Linked DNA regions of Homo sapiens: region 1 is linked to region 2. A link is an interaction called in ENCODE POLR2A ChIA-PET data of the cell type or tissue named here. Cell type or tissue: endothelial cell of umbilical vein. All regions are shown on one strand. Links, peaks and the distances in the headings refer to the core of each region. The heading gives the core; the rest is flanking DNA.

Evidence for each region. Peaks named below come from ENCODE experiments on the same cell type or tissue, not always from the same donor. Only the 100,000 strongest peaks of a DNase experiment are listed, where the experiment ranks them.
Region 1: POLR2A ChIA-PET joins it to region 2 with 5 read pairs; 17 of 35 experiments call an interaction of 5 or more read pairs at or near these places.

Annotation. Positions count from the first base shown.
Region 1 is chr7:5,660,407-5,668,734 of GRCh38, reverse strand. The region is part of intron 13 of RNF216 (ring finger protein 216); the gene reads left to right. It overlaps RNF216-IT1 (RNF216 intronic transcript 1), which reads left to right. Exons shown (of 3, transcript NR_046834.1): 2 at 2,031-2,125; 3 at 6,170-6,303. Among named protein-coding and RNA genes, the nearest start is that of RNF216-IT1, 16 kb to the left of the region's middle. In endothelial cell of umbilical vein, for the core only: a CTCF peak has its summit at 3,172 (motif pointing right); DNase peaks (open chromatin) are centred at 1,194, 3,174 and 6,534; H3K27ac peaks cover 3,159 bases.
Region 2 is chr7:5,518,031-5,526,358 of GRCh38, reverse strand. It overlaps LOC221946 (a long non-coding RNA gene), which reads right to left. Exons shown (of 4, transcript NR_126168.1): 2 at 4,730-4,874; 3 at 4,513-4,645; 4 at 814-2,016. Among named protein-coding and RNA genes, the nearest start is that of FBXL18, 8.4 kb to the right of the region's middle. RefSeq lists enhancers at 20-329, 980-1,029, 1,350-1,409, 2,220-2,269, 2,380-2,479 and 2 more. In endothelial cell of umbilical vein, for the core only: no CTCF peak of the experiment used is centred there; no DNase peak of the experiment used is centred there.

The sequences.
Region 1 (8,328 bases), core at 115-8,114, 140 kb before region 2:
TCCTCGGGACTGGGATCTCTGGCCCTGCTTCTGAGCCCTCCACTCTGGGTGTCTCCCACCTATACTTTTTATCATTCTTCTGTGTCGAGTTGACCCTTTTTTCCTCCCTCCTTTGACCCTCATCCTCAGTTCATATCTCCTGTCCCCATGAGAGGCTTCCCTTTTTGTCACATTTCACTAGCAAGGAGGGAAAGATTAAAAGTCCGCTTTGTGGCCTGGCACGGTGGCTCACATCTGTAATCCCAGCACTTTGGGAGGCCGAGGCGGGCAGATCACGAGGTCAGGAAATCAAGACCATCCTGGCTAACACGGTGAAACCCCGTCTCTACTAAAAATACAAAACATTAGCCGGGCGTGGTGGTGGGTGCCTATAGTCCCAACTACTCGGGAGGCTGAGGCAGGAGAATGGTGTGAACCTGGGAGGCGGAGCTTGCAGTGAGCCAAGATTGCGCCACTGCACTCCAGCCGGGGCCAACGGAGCGAGACTCCATCTCAAAAAAAAAAAAAAAAGTCCGCTTTGCTATTTACTCTGAGAAGGGATTTGATTTTTATGAGAATGTGAAAAACTACCAGGGGCAGCCGCTTTTCTATGCCTGCTATATAAACAGTACCTTGCAAGATGTCCTGTCTGATATCCACAAAGGGGTATTGTCAACCCCAAGTTCAGACAGCTTTGTATTCTTCTGTCCCTGGATACATGAATTACTGCCATCTTTACACAGCGCCCTAAAATACCAACGCGAAGTTACCTGCTCAGCTTGAAGCTGCGCTGTACCCTGGAACCAGCACTTCTGCTGAATGACTCAGGATGAAGCCTCGACTTCCTCCTTCCCATCCCATGCCCAGACCCCAGTGGCTCCTTTCCCCAATCTGATCCAGTGACTTTAAGTCCAGCTGTTGTCAGCCTGGGCATGAGGAGGAGTGTCAAGATGGTCTTTGTCCTACCTGGAAGGAGGCTTCCTGGAATCTGCAGCCTCTCTTCCAGGGCATGCTGACAGTGGAGTTCCAGCAGGCAGGAGCTGGTTTTGCTGGCTGTTCCTGCCAGGCCAAGATTCCCAGCAAAACCCTGGGAAGCCCAGAGGTAGCCCAAGCAGTGAGCAAAGACAAGGTCAGCCTGGCTTGTTTCTGCCCAAGTGATAACAGTGTTTCTATTTGACAGTTTGAAATGATTAGATCTGCTTCCTATGCATGGCCCTGCTCCTGCAGGATGGAGAAGGCTGGGGGGTTCCCCTGGTTCCCGGGCATTGTTCCTTATCAGCAGAGTCACCTCCAGGGTAACTAGAGATGGGGCTGGTTTTCAGTTCCTGGCAGTGATCCTTGGGACTTCCTATTGTGAGAATGAGCCTTTTGGTGCCTTTTTAAAGAAACTTTAATTCTGAATGAATTCTAAATTAATGGCTTTTAAACTTTTTTGTTTGTGACCTATAGTAAGAAATATAAATTACCATAAGCTTCATCCAAACATAAATAAATATAGGTGGAACAGAAACAGTTTTATAAAACAAATACTTGACACATGGAATGTGCCCTAGTATTTTTGTTCTAACTTTAAATCCACTAGTCATAATCTACTGAAGTGACTTTACAACCCACCATAGGGCCACAGTTTATAGTTTAAAAGTCATGGCTGGCCAGGCACAGTGCCTCACAACTGTAATCCCAGCATATGGGAGGCCGAGGCGGGTGCATCCTTTGAGCCCAGGAGTTTGAGACCAGTCTGAGCAACATAGCAAGACCTGGTCTGTACAAAAAATTAGCCAGGTATGGTGGCATGTGCCTGTGGTCACAGCTACTCTGGGCACTGAGGGGGCAGGATCACTTGAGCCCAGGCTTGAGCCCAGTGAGCTATGATGGCACCACTGACTGCACCCCAGCCTGGGTGACAGAATGAGACCCTGTCTCAAAAAAAAAAAAAAAAAAGTCATTGCTGTAGTAACTTCGGTTCCACAACCTGTATTGTATGGAGCATCTATGGGGAGCAAATCCTTTGGAAGGGGCTTAGTCACAGCCTCCCCTCCTGCCCTTTCCAGGCTGTGAGAAGCTCGGCAGGAAGGCGGGAGAGGCCCCACCTTCAGAGGCGCAGCTCAGAAGGCTTGAGAGCTCCCCGTGAAAGGGATCCCTGCAGGTGGGGTTCTTTGGGAATCAACCTCATGCACAGCCATTGCAGAGGCTCTTCTTCAGCATCTGTTTACTCTGGGCTCAGGCCCCAGGCAGCCTGCAAACCCAACCCTCCTCTCCACCTTACAGCTCTGCCCACCCTGCTCCTCCCTGTTCCTGGTGCCTGGAATTCTTTCCCCCAGATAGCACCAGACTCTCTCCCTCGCCTTTCTTAAGTCTTCACTTACATGCACCTTCGCAGAGAGGCCTTCCCTGACCACCAGTTTATAATCGTGAACTATTTCCCCCTCTCCACCCCAGTGCATTCTTCCTTTATTTTTTTCTCCTCAGCACTTACAATCATGTCTTAACTGTATATTACACTTAATGTGTGTCCCCACTGCAGAGCAGGACCCATAGTCCTTAGTAGGAGCTCACATACTGGTTTCGGATTTTTTTTTTTTTTTTTTTTGAGACGGAGTCTCACTCTGTCGCCCAGGCTGGAGTGCAGTGGCGTGATCTCCACTCACTGCAAGCTCTGCCTCCCAGGTTCACGCCATTCTCCTGCCTCAGCCTCCCGAGTAGCTGGGACTACAGGCGCCCGCCACCACGCCCGGCTAATTTTTTTGTATTTTTAGTAGAAACGGGGTTTCACCGTGTTAGCCAGGATCGTCTCGATCTCCTGACCTCGGGATCCGCCTGTCTCGGCCTCCCAAAGTGCTGGGATTACAGATGTGAGCTACCGCGCCCGGCCTTGGTCTTGGAATTTTTATATAAATGTCCACATGATGCCATTGCCTAGGCGTTGCTGATATAGTCTCGGTGATTCTGTTAAACAGCCATTCGAGAGAAACAGTCGTCTGTATTTGAGTAACTAAGGGAATTGGTAGTTTTGTTTGTAGTTACTATGATAAAGATAAAATTGAACTTTGATTTATTCCAGAAAGACTTTACCCTCCCACTCTGTCCTCGAAGCCCTGGTCCCCATAGTATAGTAAAAAGCCGGCAGCTATGTGTGGTCTCTCCCAGAGCAGTCAAGCTGGTGTCTCGGTGCCTTGTAACTTTCCATCCCTAGGGGGCAGCATTAGCACAGAAACCACATATAAAGCTTCTATTCCAATTTGTCACCTAATCCTGGTGGCTCAGGGAAAGAACTTTTCTAATCCACAGAAATAACACTTCAAGATTTCTTTTTTCAAAGCCTGGTTCTGTACATAGAAATGGTAGGTGAGGTGTGTATGAAAACAAAAAATATTTAAGAACAACATGAAATCTTCCCCAAAGAAGCCCTTTCCTCAGGACTAGGGAGTGAGGTGGGGGAGGCTTTGTAATGGTTCCCAGAGCTCTCACTTGGCCACTCCCAGATTTGAATTTCTGCATTTGGAAATGTAAAGGTTCTCCTTCCTTTGAGAGATGATTTACTGTACTTTGAGGATAGAGAGGAATCCCCTGCATGGTGAGCTTGGCTTCTTAGATGTGACATAATCAGATCATTACAAGACACTGTTAGAAGAATTCATGTTAGAATTTTGTGTGTCCTGGCTGGGTGCGGTGGTTCGTGCCTGTAATCGCAGCACTTTGGGAGGCCGAGGCGGGCAGATCACCTGAGGTCAGGAGTTCAAGACCAGCCTGGCCAACGTGGTGAAACCCAGTCTCTCCTAAAAAATACAAAAATTAGCCAGGCCTGGTGGCGGGCGCCTGTAATCCCAGCTACTTGGGAGGCTGTGGCAGGAAGAATTGCTTGAACCTGGGAGGTGGAGGTTGCGGTGAGCCAAGATTGTGCCATTGCACTCCAGCCTGGGCAACAAGAGCAAAACTTCATCTCAAGAAAAAAGAAAAAAAAGAATTTTGTGTGTCCTTTAAGAACTGGACCCAGGCAGTTTGGATTATCTTGTTTCTGGGAGTGCAGAGGAGAATGCTGGCCAGTGGGGGAAGCGTGCAGCCTACCCTTGGGCGGCAACTGGCCTTCCACAGCCCCTGGGGGTGTTGGGGAGAGCCAGGCTGGGACACAGGCAGAATGCGCATTTCCAGTCCTGACCCCTCTAAACCAGAAGTTCTCTTGGGCACACATTTTCAGGGTCTACTGTTTGTGAGCTCCTTTTATCCTGATTGAAGAGAGATCAACTTCCATGTCTTGAAACTACAGGAGAAAATCAACAAAGAACATCCTAATTGAAACATATGCAGTACTTTCTCACACCATCTGCAAGCATTTGGTCATTAGCTGCTTGGTAATAACTGCTGTTTGTAGTTTAACTCATTAAATTGGGGAAAGACATTAGGGAGCAAAGAAAGGAAGGACAGTAACTCATCCTTAAGGCTGAAGCTGTAATGAATTAACCTGAAAGGGTCGTATATATTAATAATTTCATTTTCTCATAAAATACTTGGCATAATTATAAATAAGACCCAATAGGGAGGAAATAATGTTCTTTCAGAGAGGAGATAGATACGCTTTTTTTGCCCATGGAAAGTACAAAAAAACAACTCTCTGCATGGAGAAGATGTGCTTTGTCTTGCCAGCCTCCAGCTCAGACATTCAGCACCTTGTGCCGCTCAAATCTAGTGCTAGGCCCTAGAAATCCAAAGATACCTGAGATGTACGGTGGTTGATTACGAGCCCCTCCAGGTCAGGAATTCTCCAGGCTTCATCTCCATCGCATCTCCATGTGGCACAGAATAGGCACTCAAGTGAACTTTTTTTTTGTTTTGGGGTTTTTTTGTTTTGTTTTGTTTTTTTGAGACGGACTCCCTCTCTGTCGCCCAGGCTGGAGTACAGTGGCAGGATCTCGGCTCATTGCACCCTCTGCCTTCTGGGTTCAAGTGATTCTTCTGTCTCAGCCTCCTGAGTAGCTGGGACTACAGGCGTGCGCCACCACACCCGGCTAATTTTTGTATTTTTAGTAGAGACAGGGTTCACTATGTTGGCCAGGCTGGTCTCGAACTCCTGACCTCGTGACCTGCCCGCCTCAGCCTCCCAAAGTGCTGCGATTACAGGCACGAACCACTGTGCCCGGCCTCAAGTGAACTTTTTTTTTTTTTTTTTTTTTTCCTGAGGTGGAGTCTCGCTGTGTCGCCCAGACTGGAGTGCAGTGGCGCAATCTCAGCTCACTGCAAGCTCCGCCTCCCGGGTTCAGGCCATTCTCCTGCCTCAGCCTCCCGAGTAGCTGGGACTACAGGCGAACGCCACCACACCTGGCTAATTTGTTTTTGTGTTTTTAGTAGAGACGGGGGTTTCACCGTGTTAGCCAGGATGGTCTCGATCTCCTGACGTCATGATCCACCTGCCTCGGCCTCCCAAAGTGCTGGGATTACAGGCGTAAGCCACCATGCCTGGCCAAGTGAACTTTTTTTTATTGGATGAATTGAGCCCTCCATGCCAAGCCTGTCCATAGTGACCAGCAGGACGTCATCTTTGCCGCAAGGAGCGCCTGGCATTTGGAAAAGATGTGACATAATCAGATAATTACAAGACGCCACTAAAAGTGCAGTAACAACGCATAAGCTAAGTGCTGTGGGAGCCCAGTGAGCAAGTGCCAGCTCTTCCCGGGTCATTTGGGTTTCCCAAGCCACTGGTATTTGAAAGGAGAACTGGTGAGTAGGTGTTGCCAGAGGAGAAGAGATATTCTTAGGCAAAATGTTGTGCCATTGAGGGCATAGGGGGTGTGGGTGCTGGATTCTCTGAGCGCTCTGTCCTGTCCCAGCTCCGTCTACTGTCCTGCTTGCATTCCCTGTACCTGGAACGCTTCTCTACCAGATAGCCTTCAGGCTCAAGCAGAAGTGCCAGCTCTACACAAGCCTTCCCTGACAAACCAGTGTCAGATGGCACCCTCCCTGTTCACACTGCCTGCCCCCTACCTGGCTTTAGTTTCCTCTGAGGTACTCACCATCTTCCTCAGAGTATACAGTTATCTGTTTGTGAGTAGACTCTAAGAGGACAAGGGCTTCGTTTTATACCGATCCCTCTCTCTGGCACTGATGGAAGGCTCTCAGCGGCACTGATGGAAGGCTCTCAGTGGCACTGGTGGAAGGGGCAAGGGTGGGAACATGAGAGTGTCTTCATTCCTTTCAGTGCAGAAACTGTCTCTGTTACCTGCATTGCTCTGAACAAAACCGACCCAGAGCAGTTTCAGTGATGGTGATAATCTCAAGCAATGCCATTACCAAATCTTAATGCCCTGATCCTGGCCACCTTTGAGGAGGTAAGTGGCAAGTATTTACAAGTAAGCGTCCAGGGGCTGGTTGAGGGAGTGACTATGGAACACTTTCATGGAGCCTATCTCTGTTTATGCGGTAATGGAAATCTAAAAATGGACTTCCTTTTGCTATACCGCCAGACATGCAACTGCCCAAAGGTGGCAGGAACAGCTACTTCCTCACACGTGTCCAGTCTGAGATCACCCTGTGATTAGCAGGTTCCTATCGTTACCAGTAAGAAAGGGTATCCTCAGGTCTGATTCCATCCCATCCTGCCTCTTACTGAGCCATTCGCAGCTCTCCAGGAAGCAGACATCCTGCACAGCTGCAGCTGCACGGCCATGCCTTTGATGCCCTGATGCTCACACCCAGATTTGCTGATTGTTCCTCTGTGGTCTTCTCACACAAGATGCCATTGTAACCTCAGCTTGTCTCATAGCCACGTGCCCTTGGGTTCTCCAGTAAACAGTGACCTGCTTTCGCTAGCAAACGCCATGTGGGCACACAGTGGGACTAGAGTAAGAGCAAGTGGATTTGGGATCAGACAGACTCATGTCTAAAGCTCTGTGACCTCGACCAAATTAATTGGACCCTCTGAGCCTTCTTTTTCTCTTACCTTTTTTGTTTTTGTTTTTGTTTGAGCAGAGTCTCATTGTCTCGCCCAGGCTGGAGTGTAGTGGCACAATCTCAGCTCACTGCAACCTCTGCCTCCCAGGTTCGAACGATTCTCATGCCTCAGCCTCCCAAGTAGCTGGGATTATAGACTTGCACCACCACGCCTGGCTAATTTTTGTATTTTTTGTAGAGACGAGATGTCACCATGTTGGCCAGGCTGGTCTCAAACTCCTGACCTTAAGTGATCCACCCTACTCGGCCTCCCAAAATGCTTGGATTACAAGAGTGAACCACCATGCCCAGCCGTATTTACTTTTTTAAAAATGGGAATAATTCTCCAGTACTTCCCTGTAGAGTTGCTGTGAAGATTGAGATGTGTATGCAAAGCACCCTTTGTGAAGATGTGTAAGTTTTCAGTCCTAGCAGGTCTCATTTATTTCTTTAACAAAAAACCTAAGCCTACAAGCTGGGCATGGTGGCGCACACCTGTAAGTTCAGGCTACTGAGGAGACCGCCATGAGCTATGCTGGCGCCACTGACTGGGCAATAGAGTGAGACCCAATCCCTTCGAAAAACAGCCTGCAGGGGCTGGGCGCAGTGGCTCATGCCTGTAATCCCAGCACTTTGGGAGGCCGAGGTGGGCAGATCACTTGAGGCCAGGAATTCAAGACCAGCCTGGTCAATGTGGCGAAACCCTGTCTTTACTAAAAATACAAAAATTAGCCGGGCATGGTGGTGCATACCTGTAATTCCAGCTACTTGGGAGACTGAGGCATGAGAATCTTGAACCCTGGAGGCGGAGGTTGCAGTGAGTCGGAATTTACTCCAGCCTGGGTGACAAAGCGAGATGCTGTTTCAAAAAAAAAAAAAAAAAAAAAAAAACCTAAGGCTTCAGGAGCATGGAGCTAGTACTGTGAAAAGCAGGAGTTTTAGACCTCTGTTAAAGATGTTCCCCAGGCCAGGCATGGTGGCTCACATCAGTAATCCCAGCACTTTGGGAGGCTGAAGCTTGCGGATTGCTTGACTCCAGGAGTTTGAGACCAGCCTGGGCAACATGGCAAGACCCCATCTCTACAAAAAATTAGCCAGGCATGGTGGTGCACACCTGTGGTCCCAGCTACTTGGGAGGCTGAGGTGGGAGGATCGCTTGAGCCAGGGAGGTCGCGACTGCAGTGAGCCAAGATTGTGCCACTACACTCCAACCTGGGTGACACAGTGAGACCCTGTCTCAGTCAATCATTAAAACAGGGCTCCATGCCTGTAATCCCACCACTTTGGGAGGCCGAGATGGGTGGATCACCAGGTCAAGAGATGGAGACCATCCTGGCCGACATGGTGAAACCCTGTCTCTACTAAAAATAGAAAAATTAGCCAGGTGTGGTCGCGGGCGCCTGTATTCCCATCTACTCGAGAGGCTGA
Region 2 (8,328 bases), core at 179-8,178:
ATTTCTGAGACGGGGTCTTGTGTTGCCCAGGCTGGAGTGTAATGGCACAACCATGGCTCACTGCAGCCTCAACTTTGGGCTCAAGCAATTCTCCTGCCTCAGCCTCCCAAGTAGCTGAAACTACACAGGCATGCCCCAGCACGCCCAGCTAGTTGCAGGTCAGATTCTCATTGTTCTACAGGGCCCTGAGTTAAATACTCTCGCAAGAAGAAACCAAGCCTGGCCTGCCTTCCCTCTGCTAGAAGCTGTGATTGACACCAGCAGAGAATGAAGGAAGAAAAGGGGGTGAGGATCCCTTGCAGGGATGCCGTTTACCCCAAACACCACCTGGTGCATAGCAGTTGTTCTGGAAATGATCCGGTCCCCCCAGGAGGCCTGGACTCTCAACTGTGCACAGTGGCCTACTGGCAGAGAGGAAGGTGGTACCCTTCCTCCTGTGTTATCTTGGAGGTCCCCTGAAGGGCTCTCTGGGGTGGTTCTAGCTCTTTTGGTCTGATTTCTGCAGTGGTGAGCCCTGGGCCACCTTGGGCCACTTAATCATTCAACCCCCATTCATTGAGTGACCACTCTACGGTGGGGGAGGCTACTGAGATGACCTGGACAAGGACCCTGCCCTGGAGGAGCTGTCAGTCTGGAAGTGAGGATTTAATTCATTTGCCCATTCATTCATTCATTCATTCATTCATTGAGGACTTAATTCATTTGCTCATTCATTCATTCATTTGCTCATTCATCCATTCATTCATCCATCCATCCATCCATCCAATCACTATTTGTGCCAGATAGTGCGGGTATAGAGGAGAACCAACCAGATGTGTTCCGTGTCCTCACCAGGCACCCAGTTTAATGGGGAAGACATCACAAGCACGAAGGCAAACAAATGAGTGTACAGTGACATGCTGTGATCATAGGAAGAGAGAGCAGAGACTTTGATGAACACGAGCATCGGGTGATGTTCATTATGTCGATTGTGGTGGTGGTCTTGCAGGTGTAGACATACTTCAAACCTTATCTAATTGGGCCTGCTGTGGTGACGCATGCTTGTAATCCCAGCATTTTGGGAAGCTGAGGTGGGAGGATCACTTGAGCCCAGGAGCTCAAGGCTGCAGTGAGCTATGATTGCACCACTGCACTCCAGCCTGGGTGACAGAACAAGACCGTGACTCTTAAAAATTAAAATAGGCCAGGCAGGCGTGGTGGCTCGCGCCTGTAATCGCAGCACTTTGGGAGGCTGAGGCAGGTGGGTCATTTGAGCCCAAATGCAGCCTAGGCAGCATAGTGAGATCCTGTCTCAATTTTTTTCTTTTTTTTGAGATGGAGTCTTGTTCTGTCACCCAGGCTGGAGTGCAGTGGTGTGGTGTGATCTTGGCTCACTGCAACTTTTGCCTCCTGGGTTCAAGCGATTCTCCTGTCTCAGTCTCCTGAGTTGCTGGGATTACAGGCATGTGTCACCACGCCTGGTTAGTTTTTGTATTTTTCACAGATACAGGGTTTTGCCATGTTGGCCAGGCTGGTCTTAAACTCCTGACCTCAGGTGATCCACCCGCCTTGGCCTCCCAAAATGCTGGGATTACAGGCGTGAGCCACCACGCCCGGCGGTTGTGCACTCCTTATGAGCATCTAATGCCTGATGATCTGTCACTGTCTCCCATCAGCCCCAGATGCGACTATCTAGTTGCAGGGAAAGAAGCTCAGGGCTCTCATTGATCCTATATCATGATGAGTTGTAGAATTATTTTATCATATATTAGAATGTAATAATAGAGATGGTGTACGCAATAAGCGTAATGTGCTTGAATCATCCCAAAACCATCCCCCTGCCCCCATTCATGGGAAAATTATCTTCCACGAAACTGGTCCCTGGTGTCAAAAAGACGGGACTGCTGACATTGGTGATGCACAGCTGGGACAGCTTCACCCATAGGTTGACCAGCAACTTCAGCAGCTCCTGCTTCTTGCCAAGGAAGTCCCAGCCTTAATCTTGCGTATAGCTGCACAAGCGTCTGCTGCCACCACCTACTCCAAGAGAAAGAGGAAGAGGGCCAGAAACACAGATTTTAAAAAGCAAAGGGAGACCAGCCTGACCAACATGGTGAGACCTCATCTCTACTAAAAACACAAAAGTTAGCCGGGCAGGGTGGCGTGCACCTGTAATCCTAGCTACTCGGGAGGCTGAGGCAGAAGAATCACTTGAATCTAGGAGGCAGAGGTTGCATTGAGCCAAGATTGTGTCACTGCACTCCAGCCTGGGAGACAGAGTGAGACTCTGTCCCCTCCCCCCAAAAAACAAAGGAGCCAGGTGCAGTGTCTCATGCCCGTCATCCTAGCACTTTGGGAGACTGAGGCAGTCGGATCACGTGAGGTCAAGAGTTCATCCCAGCACTTTGGGAGACCGAGGCAGTCGGATCACATGAGGTCAGGAGTTCGAGACCAGCCTGGCCATCGTGGTGAAACCCCATCTCTACTGAAAATACAAAAAATTATCTGGGCATAGTGGTGCACACCTGTAATCCCAGCTACTCAGGAGGCTGAGGCGGGAGAATCGCTTGAACTTGGGAGGTGGAGGTTGCAGTGAGCTGAGATCGCACCACTGCACTCTAGCCTGGGCAACACAGTGAGACTCCATTTCAAAAAAAAAAAAAGCAAAGGATCACTGAACATGGGCAGACATGGGGGTAGGGAGAGAGGAGCTGTCACTCTTTTTCTGTTGTTTTATTTTTTGTAGAGATGGGGTCTTGCTATATTGCCCAGGCTGGTCTTGAACTCCTGGCCTCAAGCCATCCACTCGTCTTGGCTCCCCAAAGTGCTGGGTTTGCAGGCGTGAGCCATCACGTCCAGCCTATTTCATTTTTTACAATCAGAGTCTCACTCTGTCACCCAGGCTGGAGTGCAGCACTGTGATCATAGTTTACTGTAACCTCCAACTCCTGGACTCACACAATCCTCCCGCCTCGACCTCCCACGTAGCTGGGACTACAGGTGTGGACCACCATGCCTGGCTAATTGGGCCGTCACTCTTGAGTAGGCTTCCCCAGAGGGCTTCCTGGAGGAAGAATGCTTGAGCTGGCTCCGGAGGCCAGAGGAGTCCCCTGGGGAGGTGGTGTGTCTCAGAGGCATGGATTGACTGGGGACACAGGCCCAAAGAGGAGATACAACCTCCAAGACAGAATGGAGCATTGGTTGATTGTCAGACACGTTGTCTATGTGGCTTTGGGAAGTCACATCACTGCCCATATCCCCATTTGAGAATTGGGCATATCAGTAACAACTGGAAGGTGACTGTAGCGGGTGCACTCCATCAGTACTTTCATTTTATTTTATTCTTGTTATTTTTTTGAGACAGAGTCTCACTCTGTCACCCAGGCTGGAGTGCAGTGGTGCGATCTCGGCTCACTGCAACCTCTACCTCTTGGGTTTAAGCAATTCTCTTGTCTCATCCTCCCTTGTAGCTGGGACTACAGGCGCGTGCCACCATGCCTGGCTAATTTTTGTGTTTTTAGTAGACACAGGGTTTCGTTATATTGTACAGGCTGGTCTCAAACTCCTGACCTCAGGTGATCCGCCCACCTTGGCCTCCCGAAGTGCTGGGATTACAGGCATGAGGCCCTTTTATTTTATTTATTTATTTTTTTAGATGGAGTTTCACTCTTGTCACCCAGGCTAGAGTGCAATGGCGTGTTCTCGGCTCACTGCAACCTCTGCCTCTTGGGTTCAAGCGATTCTCCTGTCTCAGCCTCTTGAGTAGCTGGGATTTCAGGCACACGCCATCACACCAGGCTAATTTCTTTTGTATTTTTAGTAGAGATGGGGTTTCACTATGCTGGCCAGGCTGGTCTCGAACTACTAACCTCAGGTGATCCACCTCCCTCGGCCTCCTGAAGTTCTGGGATTACAGGTGTGAGCCACTACGCCTGGCTATTTTATTTTTATTTTTAGAGATGTGATCTTGTTCTGTTGCCCAGGCTTAGTGCAGTGGTGTAATCGTCGCTCACTGCAGCCTCGAACTCCTGGCCTCAAGTGATCCTTCTATCTGTTGGTCTCCTAGAGGGCTGGGATTACCAGCATGAGCCACTGCGCCTGGCCAAGACTTTCCTTTTTTTTTTTTTTTTGAGACAGAGTCTTGCTCTGTCGCCCAGGCTGGAGTGCAGTGGGGCAATCTCGGCTCACTGCAGCCTCCGCCTCCCGGGTTCACACCATTCTCCTGCCTCAGCCTCCCAAGTAGCTGGGAGTACAGGCACCTGCCACCACGCTCGGCTAATTTTTTGTATTTTTAGTAGAGACGGGGTTTCACCGTGTTAGCCAGGATGGTCTCGATCTCCTGTCCTCGTGATCCGCCCGCCTCGGCCTCCCAAAGTGTTGGGATTACAGGCGTGAGCCACCAGGCCCAGCCTAGAGATGGAGTTTCACCATGTTGGCCAGGCTGGTCTCGAACTCCTGACCTCAAATGATCCGCCCACCTCAGCCTCCCAAAGTGCTGGGATTACAGGCGTGAGCCGCCGCACCCGGCCTCACCTGGCTAATTTTTAAAAATCTTTTGTAGAGATGGAGGTCTTGCTATATTGCTTGGGCTGATCTGAAACTCCTGGCCTCAAGCAGTCCTCTTGCCTCCACCTTCCAAAGTACTGGGATTACACGTATGAGCCACCTGTAATTAAATGCAGATATTTAATTAATCAAATATGACTAATTACTTAAATATTTAATTAATTAAAAATGCATATTTAATTACCCACGATGATGGAACACTTGATCTTAGCCAAAACGCTGAGTAGTGGTAACTATCCACAGTGATAAATGCCATCTAGGAATATTCCGAGGGACAATGGCAGAGGATGCGACGGAATCGTGACATGGTCTAGGGAAGGGTAGGGGTTCTGCAGAAGGGATGTGAGGAAGATGAAGAGAAATTAGCCATAGTTGGGGTGAGGGCCACTCACCAAGGTGAGTAGCTCATGCAACGGCCCTGAGGCCATTAGGTATGAGTGGGAGGATCCCCAGGAGTGAGAAGGCCAGATATGCAGTTCAAGCCTGGCCCAGTGGCTCACACCTGTAATCCCAGCACTTTGGGAGGCTGAGACGGGTGGATCACTTGAGGTCAGGAGTTCAAGAGCAGCTTGGCCAAATGGCGAAACCCTGTCCCTACTACAAATACAAAAATTAGCTGGGCATGGTGACACGTGCCTACAATCCCAGCTAGTCAGGAGGCTGAGGCAGGAGAATCACTTGAACCCGGGAGGTGAAGGTTTCAGTGAGCTAAAATCACGCCATTGCACTCCGGCCTGGGTGACAGAGTTAGACTCCGTCTTGGGGAAAAAAAAAAATTAGCTGGGTGTGGTAGCACATGCCTGTAATCCCAGCTACTCAGGAGGCAATGCTGGAGAATTGCTTGAACCTGGGAGGCAGAGGTTGCAGTGAGCTGAGATTGCACCATTGCACTCCAGCCTGGGCGACATGAGCAAAACTCCGTCTCAAAAAAAAAACAAAAACGCAGTTCCAAAAAAATTAATAGACTTTATTTTTTAGAGCAGTTTTAGGTTCCCAACAAAACTGAATGGTGAGTGCAGAGTTCCCAGGTACCCGCTGTCCCCAGACACCCACAGACTCCCCCTCTATCCACACGCCCACCAGAGGGTTACATGTTACAGTTGATGAAACTGCGTTGACACGGTATCACCCAGAGTCCACGGTTTACACTAGAATTCATACTTTTTTTTTTTTTTTTTGAGACAGAGTCTCGCCCTGTCACCCAGGCCGGAGTGCAATGTCACCATCTCGGCTCACTGCAACCTCCGCCCCCTGAGTTCAAGCAATTCTCCTGCCTCAGCTTGCCGAGTAGCTGGGATTATAGGGGTGTGCCACCACACCAGGCTAATTTTTGTATTTTTAGTACAGACAGGGTTTCACCATGTTGACCAGGCTGGTCTCGAACTCCTGACCTCATGATCCACCTGCCTCGGCCTCCCAGAGTGCTGGGATTACAGGCGTGAGCCACAGCGCCCAGCCTAGAATTCATTCTTGAGTTTAGAGACTAGCCTGGGCAACACAGTGGGACTCTTTCTCTATTTAAGAAAGAGAGAAAGAAAAAGAAAAGGAAAGAAAGATAGATGATGGCGACCAGGCGCAGTGGCTCACACCTGTAATCCCAGCACTTTGGGAGGCCAAGGCGGTTGGATCACCTGAGGTCAGGAGTTGGGGACCAGCCTGGCCAATGTGGCGAAACCCCGTCTCTACTAAAAATACAAAAAAATGAGCTGGGTATGGTGGCAGGTGCCTGTAATCCCAGCTACTTGGGAGGCTGAGGCAGGAGAATCACTTGAAACCAGGGGGCAAAAGTTGCAGTGAGCTAAGATCATGCCATTGCACTCCAGCTTGGGAAACAAGAATGAAACTCCATCTCAAAAAAAAAAAAAAGAAAGAAAAGAAAGATAGATGGTAGCATTGCAACCATCCTGGCTAATTTTTGTCGTAATGGGGTTTCGCCAGTTGGCCCAGGCTGGTCTCGAACTCCTGCACTCAAGGAATCTTCCCACCTCTGCCTCCCAAAGTGCTGGGATTACAGCCACTGCGCCTGGCTTCGGACCCCACTGTGGATGAATTGAAAAGGAGTGGAGAGTGGGGCGGTCACAGACCACTACCATAGCCTGCCTCATTTCTGGGTCCTGTGCCAGGGTCTCAGTGAACTCACAGGGCCTAGTGCTCTGTCCTGGCCTCAGGGTCCCACTGCCCACCACAGTCAGCCAGGCGCTCCAGGGGGCTCTCACACCATGAGCTGTGGGGACACTGTGAGGAACTGTCACCCAGATCCGGCCTCTCCAATCCCAGAAAGGCCTGTGTGAGAATAAGAGCAGCCAGGTGCTGGCACCGACTCTGCCCCTGGGGTCTTTGCACCCAACACTCACTGGTTTCCATCTTTCTTTTTTTTCAAGATGGAGTCTCTCTCTGTCACCCAGGCTGGAGTGCAGTGGCGCAATCTCGGCTCACTGCAACCTCCGCCTCCTGGGTTCAAGTGTTTCTTACGTCTCACCCTCTCCAGTAGCTGGGATTACAGGTGCTCGCCATTACACCGGGCGAATTTTTGTATTTTTAGTAGAGACTAAAGTGCTGAGATTACAGGTGTGAGCCACTGCACCCAGCCTCATTGGTTTTCATGTTGAATGTTCCTGAAACTTGGGGACACCCATGCAATGTGGGAGTCCTTCCTTACTAGAATTCATAACAGTATTAGTGGTTATAGTTTCTGTTGATTGAATCACTCCTCTGCACTGGACACGAGATGCATCATCTCATTCAATTCACCATTTATTTGGCAAACATTGATCAAGGGCCTGCTACTGCCAAGCACTGTTCTAGTGGAGGACAGAAAATAAACAGGTCAGGCTGGGCAGAGTGGCTCATGCCTGTAATCCCAGCACTTTGGGAGGTGGGAGGATCGCTTCAGCCCAGGAGTTTGAGATCAGCCTGGGCAACAAAGTGAGACCCTGTCAGTACAAAAAATAAACAAAATTAGCTGGACATTGTGGTGCATGCCTGTGGTCCCAGCTCTCCCTTGGGAGGCTGAGGTGGGAGGACTGCTTCAGTCCAGGAGTTGAGGCTGCAGAGAGCTGTGATTGTGCCATTGCGCTCCAGCCTGGATAACAGAGCAAGATCCTATCTAGGAAAGGAAAAAAAGGGAGTGGGGGGAGGAGAAGGGGAAGGGGAGGGAAAGGGGAAGGGAAGGACTGCTGCAATGAAAAACGTATCTTGTGGCCAGGAGCGGTGGCTCATGCCTGTAATCCCAGCACTTTGGGAGGCCGAGGTGGGCAGATCACCTGAGGTCAGGAACTCGAGACCAGCCTCAACATGGAGAAACCCCGTCTCTACTAAAAATACAAAATTCGCCGGGCGCGGTGGCTCACGCCTGTAATGCCAGCACTTTGGGAGGCAGAGGCGGGCGGATCACGAGGTCAGGAGATCGAGACCACAGTGAAACCCCGTCTCTACTAAAAATACAAAAAATTAGCTGGGCGCAGTGGCGGGCACCTGTAGTCCCGGCTACTCGGGAGGCTGAGGCAGGAGAATGGCGTGAACCCGGAAGGCGGAGCTTGCAGTGAGCCGAGATCCTGCCACTGCACTCCAGCCTGGGCGACAGAGCGAGACTCTGTCTCAAAAAAAAAAAAAAAAAAACAAAATTAGCCAGGCATGCCTGTAATCCCAGCTACTCGGGAGGCTGAGGCAGGAGAATTGCTTGAACCTGAGAGGCAGAGGTTGTGGTGAGCCAAGATCGTGCCGTTGCACTCCAGCCTGGGCAACGAGAGCGAAACTCCATCTCAAAAAAGAAAAGACAAAACA